Linked DNA regions of Mus musculus: region 1 is linked to region 2. The links are chromatin contacts, found by POLR2A ChIA-PET in ENCODE. All regions are on one chromosome and are shown on one strand. The core of a region is the stretch at or near the end of the contact, and the rest is flanking DNA. Distances in the headings are between cores, read along the strand shown. Region 1 holds the start of Tbcc (tubulin-specific chaperone C). Region 2 holds the start of Cnpy3 (canopy FGF signaling regulator 3).

Region 1 (4,393 bases), core at 1,218-3,717, 140 kb before region 2:
TTGACATCCTGTCAGTCCATTTTCCCAAGAAGCTACTGTAAGTCCTCTTCTGGAGACAGTATATATATATATATAGATATATCAAACATAAGGCATTAAAGGCATATTAAAACCTAAAACAGTCACGTCCTAAAATGAACTCCCAGGCTAGATACAGGGAGATACACCTGCAACCTCATTACTGAGGGACAGCCAAGTGTATCTTTGCGACAGCAAGTGCCAGAGTTGGGGCTACACAGTGAGACCACTCTCAAAAGCAAATCAAAGCAAAAAACGTAAATGCTGCAAGTAATACTGCTGGAGTGGTTTCTGGAGGGGAACAAGGCGGTAAGAGAGGGTGTTAGGGAACTTCACTCAGCACACTGACCTCTGGATGACCGCTAGCCGCATGGCTATGACGGGCAACTTAATGTGGCCTGTGCTTAGCTCTCTTCCCAGTTCAGTGCTATTGAGTGTGTTGTAGAGATGGGGCACCACGGGGAGTGAAGCCTCAGGCTCCAAATCCCAGCCTTCAGGAGGCTGAGTTCTGAGGCCAGCCTACAGAGTGAGTCCCAGGTTAACATGGGCTAGGATGGGGGCTCACCTTTAAAACAAACAAAAAAAAAACAAAACAAAACACAAAGATGAGTCCACACCTACTTTCCAATTCCAGCAGCACATCACATGAGCGGTGACCTGATGCCACCTGTTTTCTCACATGAACATGGTGAGAATAGAAATGGCCTTGTAGCTCTTGAGGGAAAAGAAACATGAGCAGGGTGTGGTGCAGATGCTTAGAGGTAGAGACAGGGGCATCTCTGTGAGTTCCAGTGGTGTATAGTGACCCCATGTCTCGACAAGGAAGACGGAGGGAGGGGAGCTGGCCACTTTAACCGTTTCAGTCTTACAGCTAGCTGGCTCCTACACCTCTTGGAGGCCATTCAAAACTTCAGCCCTAACACAACACTGGATTCCAGAGGTTCAGGAAGGAGTCTTCATAGCCTTGCTGAAAAAGACACAGAACAAACCTTTAGTGGGAGGAAAACAGCCGTTAATGGAGCTTTTATGGGCCTACTTCTTCCATTTAAACCGTCCGCTAATGGAATTCTCCGGACATCCTTATTATTTATTGAAGACCCACTTTATCACTCCCTGTGATCAACGGTAAGAACAGCAAATCCCTCAAAGCTCCTCCATTCTCCCCCTAATTCTTCACGCTGTCATACTCAAAGGGAGGCAGGGGAAGGCCAAACCAGCAAAAGTCTGTTACACTGCTATGAATTTAATAGGACTCACAGGAGGGGAGTTTCAACAATTTCTAACCCCTATCACCGCAAACATAAGACAATATCAGGTAAACCGAATGGGACATCACACTGAGTGTGGCCAGTGCTCAATCCCACTGGATGTCTCTCTCCTCTTCAGGAAGAATACTCCAGTTTGGGGAGGCCACGTTTCGGGCCAGCCAGTTGAAATCATCAACCTGGTCCCAGTTATTTTTGCTCCTATCTAAACCGGAGTCCTGGAAGTCCTTGTCGATCCCCGGGTAGCTCCAGGTGTAAGGGGCAAACTGGATGCCGCTGCAGTCCTCCACGATAGCCCTGCTGGTCACTTGCAAGAAGACGCGCGTGTCTTTGGTAGTGTGCACACGGAGCTGCTGGCAAGCCACAGCCAGGACGCAATCTCGACAATCCTCCAGAAACACAGAGGTGGTCACTGGGCCGCAGAGCACCTTGCAGCCGCGGGCCTTCGCAAGCCGCAAGGTGTTGGGATTGCCACACAGTTTGACAGTGCAGTTGGTCAGGTCGCTCAAAAGGACGTCGCGCTGGTGCAGCTCTTCAGCTCTCTTCTCCAGGTCTTGGGACTCCAGGTTGGAGAAGCCACAGGCCCAGCTGGCCCCGGGAGCTCCCTCCTCCTCCTTGGTCACCGGTGGAGAAGGGGCCGCCGAGGCGACGGGTGCGGCGTCTACCTGGGCGGTCCCCGCAGCATCCTTCTTCCGTGCCTTGAAGGCGAAGCGCTTCTTGGGCTGCAACTCCTGGCGACGTTCCGTTAGGACAGCCTGCAGCTGCGCCAACGCCGCCTGGCCCTGCCGCAGGTCGTAGGCGGCGAGGAAGAGCACCGAGTCGTTCAGGAGCTTCCGCAGGCCCTGGAGCCGGTTGGCCGCCTCTTCCAGCCGCTCCGCCGACGCCTCGCCCCGCAGCAGCTCCTCGACCGCTGCGCGCTCCCGGGCGAAGGCGGCGGCGAAGAAGCCGCTCTTCTCCTCCTCCACCTCCTGGTCCTGCCGCTTCTGCTTGCGTCTCTCCACCTCTATCTGCCTCTCCTGTTCGCGCCTCTGAAGTCGCTCGGGCACCAGGCTCAGGTCCCGCGGGGAGCCAGCGGCAGCGTCGGCCAGAGCCATGGAGCAGTCCACACCCTCCATCTTGACTCCAGGCTTCCTCCCCCGCCGCCTTGCCTCCGAGCGCTCGCTCTCCGCGCGAGGCCTCCCACCAACGCGCGCTGTGATTGGCCAGCTGCGGTGACGTCAGCTCCCTCCATATTCTCCTCGCCTATTGGTTTCTTCGCGTTGGAGGGGCGGGAAGGAGGGCGGGGCCGGCTGACAGGAGGGGGTGGGGAGACAAAGGTCCTGGTGGATGGGTGGGGTGGGAGGCAGTCGGGTGAAGCTTTTTTTTTTTTTTTTTTTTTCTTCTTAAAGGGGCAGGACTTATATCCGGGATTGTGGGGTGAGTTGCAGCAGCGGCAGCTGCACATGTGGGTTTGTTTATAAGAACAAGGTTAGAAACTCGCAGGCCTCCCCCTCCCCCCAGCTCCTCCCTGCTACCCCCTTACAGGCCGGAGATCTGCTGCAGGGTGGTGGGGAGGAATCTGTGCTTGTGGTGTTGTGGGGGACAGGTAGTGCGAGAAAGATGGAGGGGGGGGTTATTGCACCTCCCGGACCGCGTCGGAGGAAGCTGCAGCTGGAACAGCTGGCCAGGGAACCGCTTGCATGCCTCTGGGTTTTTTTCTTTCTTTCTCTCTCTCTCTTTTTTTTTCCCTTTCCCTTTTCCCTTCCATCACCTCTTTGCTCAGCCGGTCCCTGCCGCCCCGGTAACCCTCATCCTTCCTGCCCTCCCCCATCCACTGCAGCTCGGCGCGGCCTGGGGGCGTCTGGGTCCCCGTGGGCAGTTACTGGGGCGGGAAGAAAGCGCAAATCACCGCTATGGGAAAGACTGGGTTCCTCGCTGGAGCGGGCTCCGGGGTTCCTGGGGGAGTCTAAAAACAGATTATTTTTTTTAATGGCCAATTGCTGCAGTCGGAGGGGGGGCGGGGGAGGATGACATGCCACCCCCACCGTCTTGCTCCCTGACGCGGTGGCAGCCACTCCCTGCGCAGCTGGCAACCGCTGGCCGCGCGGGGCTAAGACCCTCAGCCGGAGCGCCTCGCTTCTCCCTATAGGGCCGGCGGTCTTTAGGAAGGCGATGGGGAAACGGTACATTATTTCTAGAGGTGGTGGGAGGGATTTGTCACCGGAAGTGAACGAGCCTAGCCTAAAGTCCAGACCAACCCGAGGTGCGAGTGGGCAGCCAAGACCGTGCAGTCCCTGGCAGAAGCCCAAGGCGGCGGCCGCCGAGGACTCGGGTGGCATCCTCGCGTGCTGCCTTCAGCCACCGTGCCTTCTGGACTCGGTGGCCCATACAGTTCTCGGTTTCAGCCCCATCTCCGCCCTTGTTGCCAACCTCCATTTTTGTTCTTTTAATTGGGATTTTTTTAACTGCCCAAAATACTCATTTGAAAATTTACCAATATGCCTGCGTTTTCCTGCAGATAAAGATGGGAGGAAACGAGAGCCATTCAATTAAGTTGGCATTAAGACTTGAGTTGCAAGCCTCACGTCCCATTTGCCTCCTTTCCTAACCATAAAAAAAAAAAAAAAATCCAAACCTCAAGCACAAAATCTTGATTGAAGAGAAAGCATTACACTACAGAATCAAAGACAAGTGTCACTGGGTGGCAAATTCTTTCCTAGGTGGAGGGTTGGAGTGGGAGATCACATGTTACTGTGTTCTTGTCTGTATACCTGCTGTAACAGAGCGCCGATGAGGGGGGCGGTCGGTGGTCACTTATGCAGGCTCCTTATTTTCGTCAGTTTTGTTTCCTGGGCAAGCTAGATGAGGCTCTTGTTTTCTACTTTTTGAAAGCACTTTTATTTCACAAAAGTATGAATTTTGGACTCTTGAAACACAGCTGATGACTTTGTTCAGGTCCCCGAAAGGAATGTAAGAGCCGCTTTCTTTCCTGAAAGATAGATTTTTTTTTTTTTAGATTTATTTATTTGTCTTTTATGTATATGAGTATTTCCTGTGCGGTCGATGCATGTGCTCCACGATGCAGTATGCGGTGTTTCTGGAGACCAGAAGAGGGCGTCAGATCACTGGAA
Region 2 (3,763 bases), core at 995-3,494:
TCCTTCCTTCTTCCTCTCCCTTCTCCATCCTTCTTCCCTCTCCTACCCTTTGTCCTCTTCTGCATTTTCTTCTACTTCTGCTTCTTCAAGACTGAATCTTGCTACATCGGTCTGGCTGGCCTCAAACTCACAGAGAGCTTCTTGCCTCTGCCTCCTGAGTGCTGAATATCCATATACGTAGTAGAGAGGCAGGGTCTCTTCATTTGAACTTTGAATTCTTAACTAAATCTAGAGCGTCTGTGCCTTGGTCATGGTGTCTGTTCACAGCAGCAAAACCCAGCCCCCCCCCCCCTGCTCCCCTATGGCCTGGCCACTCTCCTGCCTCAAAAGGCTGAGAATGGGTGTGTGGGTGTTATGGCCCTTAGAGGAGTTTGAGGGATGGGGCTTACTGACACAACTGCTTTAAACTAGACACCACTGACTACAAAGGACAGGCTGGGCATGGAAGTCTTCGTAAGGGCAGCAAATCCACCCAGACCTGGAAAGAAACTCAATGGAAACGGAGCTTTCTGGACAACGCTGCAGTTGCTAACAGCTTCCCAGAGTTGAGCTCAAGGCAGTTTAAAGGAAACCTGAGGAGTCAGAGAGTCCCCCTAGGACCAAGGCTGGCCTTGAACTCTTCATCCTTCTGCTTCTCCCAAAAGCTATGGTCTTTCTTTCTGCCTTCACCTTCTCTGGTGTGATGGAGCCGCACCATCCCACCTGACTGATATTGCCCACTTTTTATCTCCTGCCAGATTGAGTCCAGAACCTCATGCACACGAGGCAGCCCCTCTGTAGCTAAGGAAGGTCTGTGTTCAGCCAGGGAGCCCTCAGCAAGGATCTCTTAGCTCAAGTCCCCTGATGCTGCAGAGGCAGGAGAGAAGTGTAAATGTCCAATGCCAGGTTCCTGCCTTTTAGGAGCTCAGAATCCAAACAAATAACAAAAGAGATTGGAATACCATACAAAAAATGCTGGGATGTTTATCCATCTGTCCCACATACTTCAAGGTGGTTTTGTTTTGTTTTGTAGATATGGCCTCAAGTAGCTCAGGCTATATCTCCCTCCCCCTCACTATATAGCCAATGACAGGTTTATGCCAGCCTGGAGATGGATCACCAGGGATTTGCACATGGTAGTCAAGTGCTAGGCAAAGATCTCCCAGTGAGCAACATCCCTAAAACTAGGGATTTCTTTTTTAATTCCATTAATTCATGAATTATTGATTTGAGCTTCCCAACAGGCAAACCTCGAGATGTAGGAGGATCACTCTTTGTTTGTTTTTCGAGACAGAGTTTCTCTGTGCAGCCCTGGCTGTCCTGGAACTCACTTTGTAGACCAGGCTGGCCTCGAACTCAGAAATCTGCCTGCCTCTGCCTCCCGAGTGCTGGGATTAAAGTCGTGTGACCATGCCCGGCTAAGAGGATCACTCTTATCTGTTTATTAATCTAGTTTTCATAAGGAGAAACGCAATTACTGGATATCTGGGCTGTTGTGAGGCCCTAAGTATCTATTCGAGTGAGTGGCTGCAATAATAAGCCTTAAAAGCCGGTGTCTAGTGAGTGCTTGCAACTTTATAAAGAAAGCCATGGTTAGGGTTGATGAGTTAGGTTAGTGACTAAAGAGGGCCACCATTAAGCCTTAAGGATCCAAGTTTGAGGTCCAGAACCAACATGGTGGAAGGAGGCAACTGATTCCAGTCGTCTTCCAACCCAAAATAAATATATAAAGACTTTTTTATTAACACCTTAATGGGGGTGGGGGTGCGGGGAGAGGACCACGAGGCCCGGTGTGGAGGTGCACTTAGAGGCAGCTGGATTTCTGAATTCGAGGCCGGCCTGGTCCACGCAGTAAATTCCAGGACAGCCAAGGATACAAAGAAACCCTGTCTCGAAGAACAAAAGACAGAAAACAAGAAACAAAACCATGAAAGATAGTCCGTTATCCAGGGCTAGAATGCCCAAGGCTGGTTCATCCAAGGTATGATGAAGGTTCACCCGCTAGGAACTGATGCTCCAGCTACTGAGCCTCCTTTAGCTGGCAGTGATATCGCTATAGGGCGCCAAAGCCACCATCCGCTCTCTGATTGGCTGAGATGGGAAAAAAAAAAGATAGTTCCTCTCATTGGCTATAAAGCAGACGCCGAGCGAACCCATTGGTTGCGTCGCCCGCGGGCCTTGGTCGGTTTCGCAAGCCGCTAGAGGCTACCGGGCGTGGGGCGGGCCGGAGCTCGCCGTTGCCGTGGTTACCCAGAGGCACGTGCGCAGTCCCGGAAGCGGCCGGGGGAAGCTGCTCCGCGCGCGCTGCCGGAGGAAGCGCCGCCGGGTCCGCTCTGCTCTGGGTCCGGCTGGGCCATGGAGTCCATGTCTGAGCTCGCGCCCCGCTGCCTCTTATTTCCTTTGCTGCTGCTGCTTCCGCTGCTGCTCCTTCCTGCCCCGAAGCTAGGCCCGAGTCCCGCCGGGGCTGAGGAGACCGACTGGGTGCGATTGCCCAGCAAATGCGAAGGTGAGGGGGCGGGGCCGCGGGGCGTAGCCAAGCCCGAGGGGCGGGAGGGGGCGGGGCCTGTGGGAAGGGTCTGGGCCTGGCAGGACCTGGGCTGGGGTCTCCTTGGCCCTGCTGTGTGCTTTGCGGCAATGCTGGGTGCTGTGACTCTCGGATAACCTGGAGATCCCTGCTTTTGGGCGAATCCGGGGGTAGTTGCTCATCAAGACTAGAGGTGGGGGTGGAGGGAAGGCTTCATACAGGAAGCCTGCTGCGAAATGAAGAGTTGGCCAGGGAAAGCATGGCGTGCAGAGGAACTCACTCCGCAGAAACCACAGAAACAGAGGCAGATGAGGAGGCCCTGCCGGCCTAGAAGCCAGAGGGCGAATTTGAGGAACTGAAAAGGTCCATATGACGTAGAAAAGGGAACCTGAAAATTTTCCCGTGGTGCTTTCACTACAACCTAATTTGTGTATGGTTTTGGCTTCTTGAGAACAGGTACTGAGTTGCAAATATTTATTGGCAGACCAAAAAAAAAAAGGGGGGGGGCTTTACATAGGATTATATGGAGGGGCGGTGAGTGTATGTGGAGAGAAGAGACTCACACTCAAAGGATCAAGAGGTCACTTTTTTGAAAGCATCGAGCGCAGAGGAGACTGAAGTGAAGGAGGTAGATTTTAAAAATCGAAGGACAAGGAACTGAGACCTCTCTTTTGCCCTGCTCATCATTGCTCAGTTTCCTCTCAGACCTTTGCAGCCATCGACCTTCTTTCTAAGTCCTCGAAGGCCCCCCTCCCCCGAGTATTCTGGATATCCATTTTATGCACCAAGCAGATGTACACAGGCCAGATGTTCCCTAAGCACTGGATGCTGGGCTGGTGGTTTGGGACACATTAATCCTCCCATTTGAGCTGTTAAATGTGTGGCGAATGGGGGCAGGGGACTCGGCTCAGTGGGTAGAGTGATTGCCAGAGGATCTGAGTTCAGATCCCCAAGACAGATATAAAAAGCCAGACGCTGCAATGTTTGTGCACCCCTGATCCCCGCACCTCCGCACCTAAAGAGATGCACAGGAGACCAGCCAGTCCAACCAAATGATCACGCTCCAGGTTCAAGTGAGAAACCTTGTCTGAAAAACAAAAGATGAAGAACAGTATCAGAAAGGAACTCTGGCCTCCATGTGCATATCCACATATCCACACACGTGTGTGCACACACACACTGTAACTACATAGGACTTTTTGTTTTTAAGTGAGACTCCCTAGAGTTAATGTGAGTTCACTGGAAGATACCTGTTAAAAG

The links. ChIA-PET counts read pairs that join two places held with the same protein, here RNA polymerase II (POLR2A).
Region 1: POLR2A ChIA-PET joins it to region 2 with 22 read pairs in embryonic stem cell. The contact joins the promoter of Tbcc here to the promoter of Cnpy3 in region 2. POLR2A ChIA-PET finds 5 or more read pairs at or near these places in 3 of 5 experiments (Patski and embryonic stem cell).

What each region holds. Positions count from the first base shown.
Region 1 is chr17:46,888,695-46,893,087 of GRCm38, reverse strand. Tbcc (tubulin-specific chaperone C) reads right to left here and starts at 2,467. Exons shown (of 1, transcript NM_178385.3): 1 at 625-2,467. The coding sequence starts at 2,398. The coding sequence ends at 1,373. It also overlaps a transcript of Bicral not described here.
Region 2 is chr17:46,750,695-46,754,457 of GRCm38, reverse strand. Cnpy3 (canopy FGF signaling regulator 3) reads left to right here and starts at 2,244. Exons shown (of 6, transcript NM_028065.4): 1 at 2,244-2,485. The coding sequence starts at 2,335.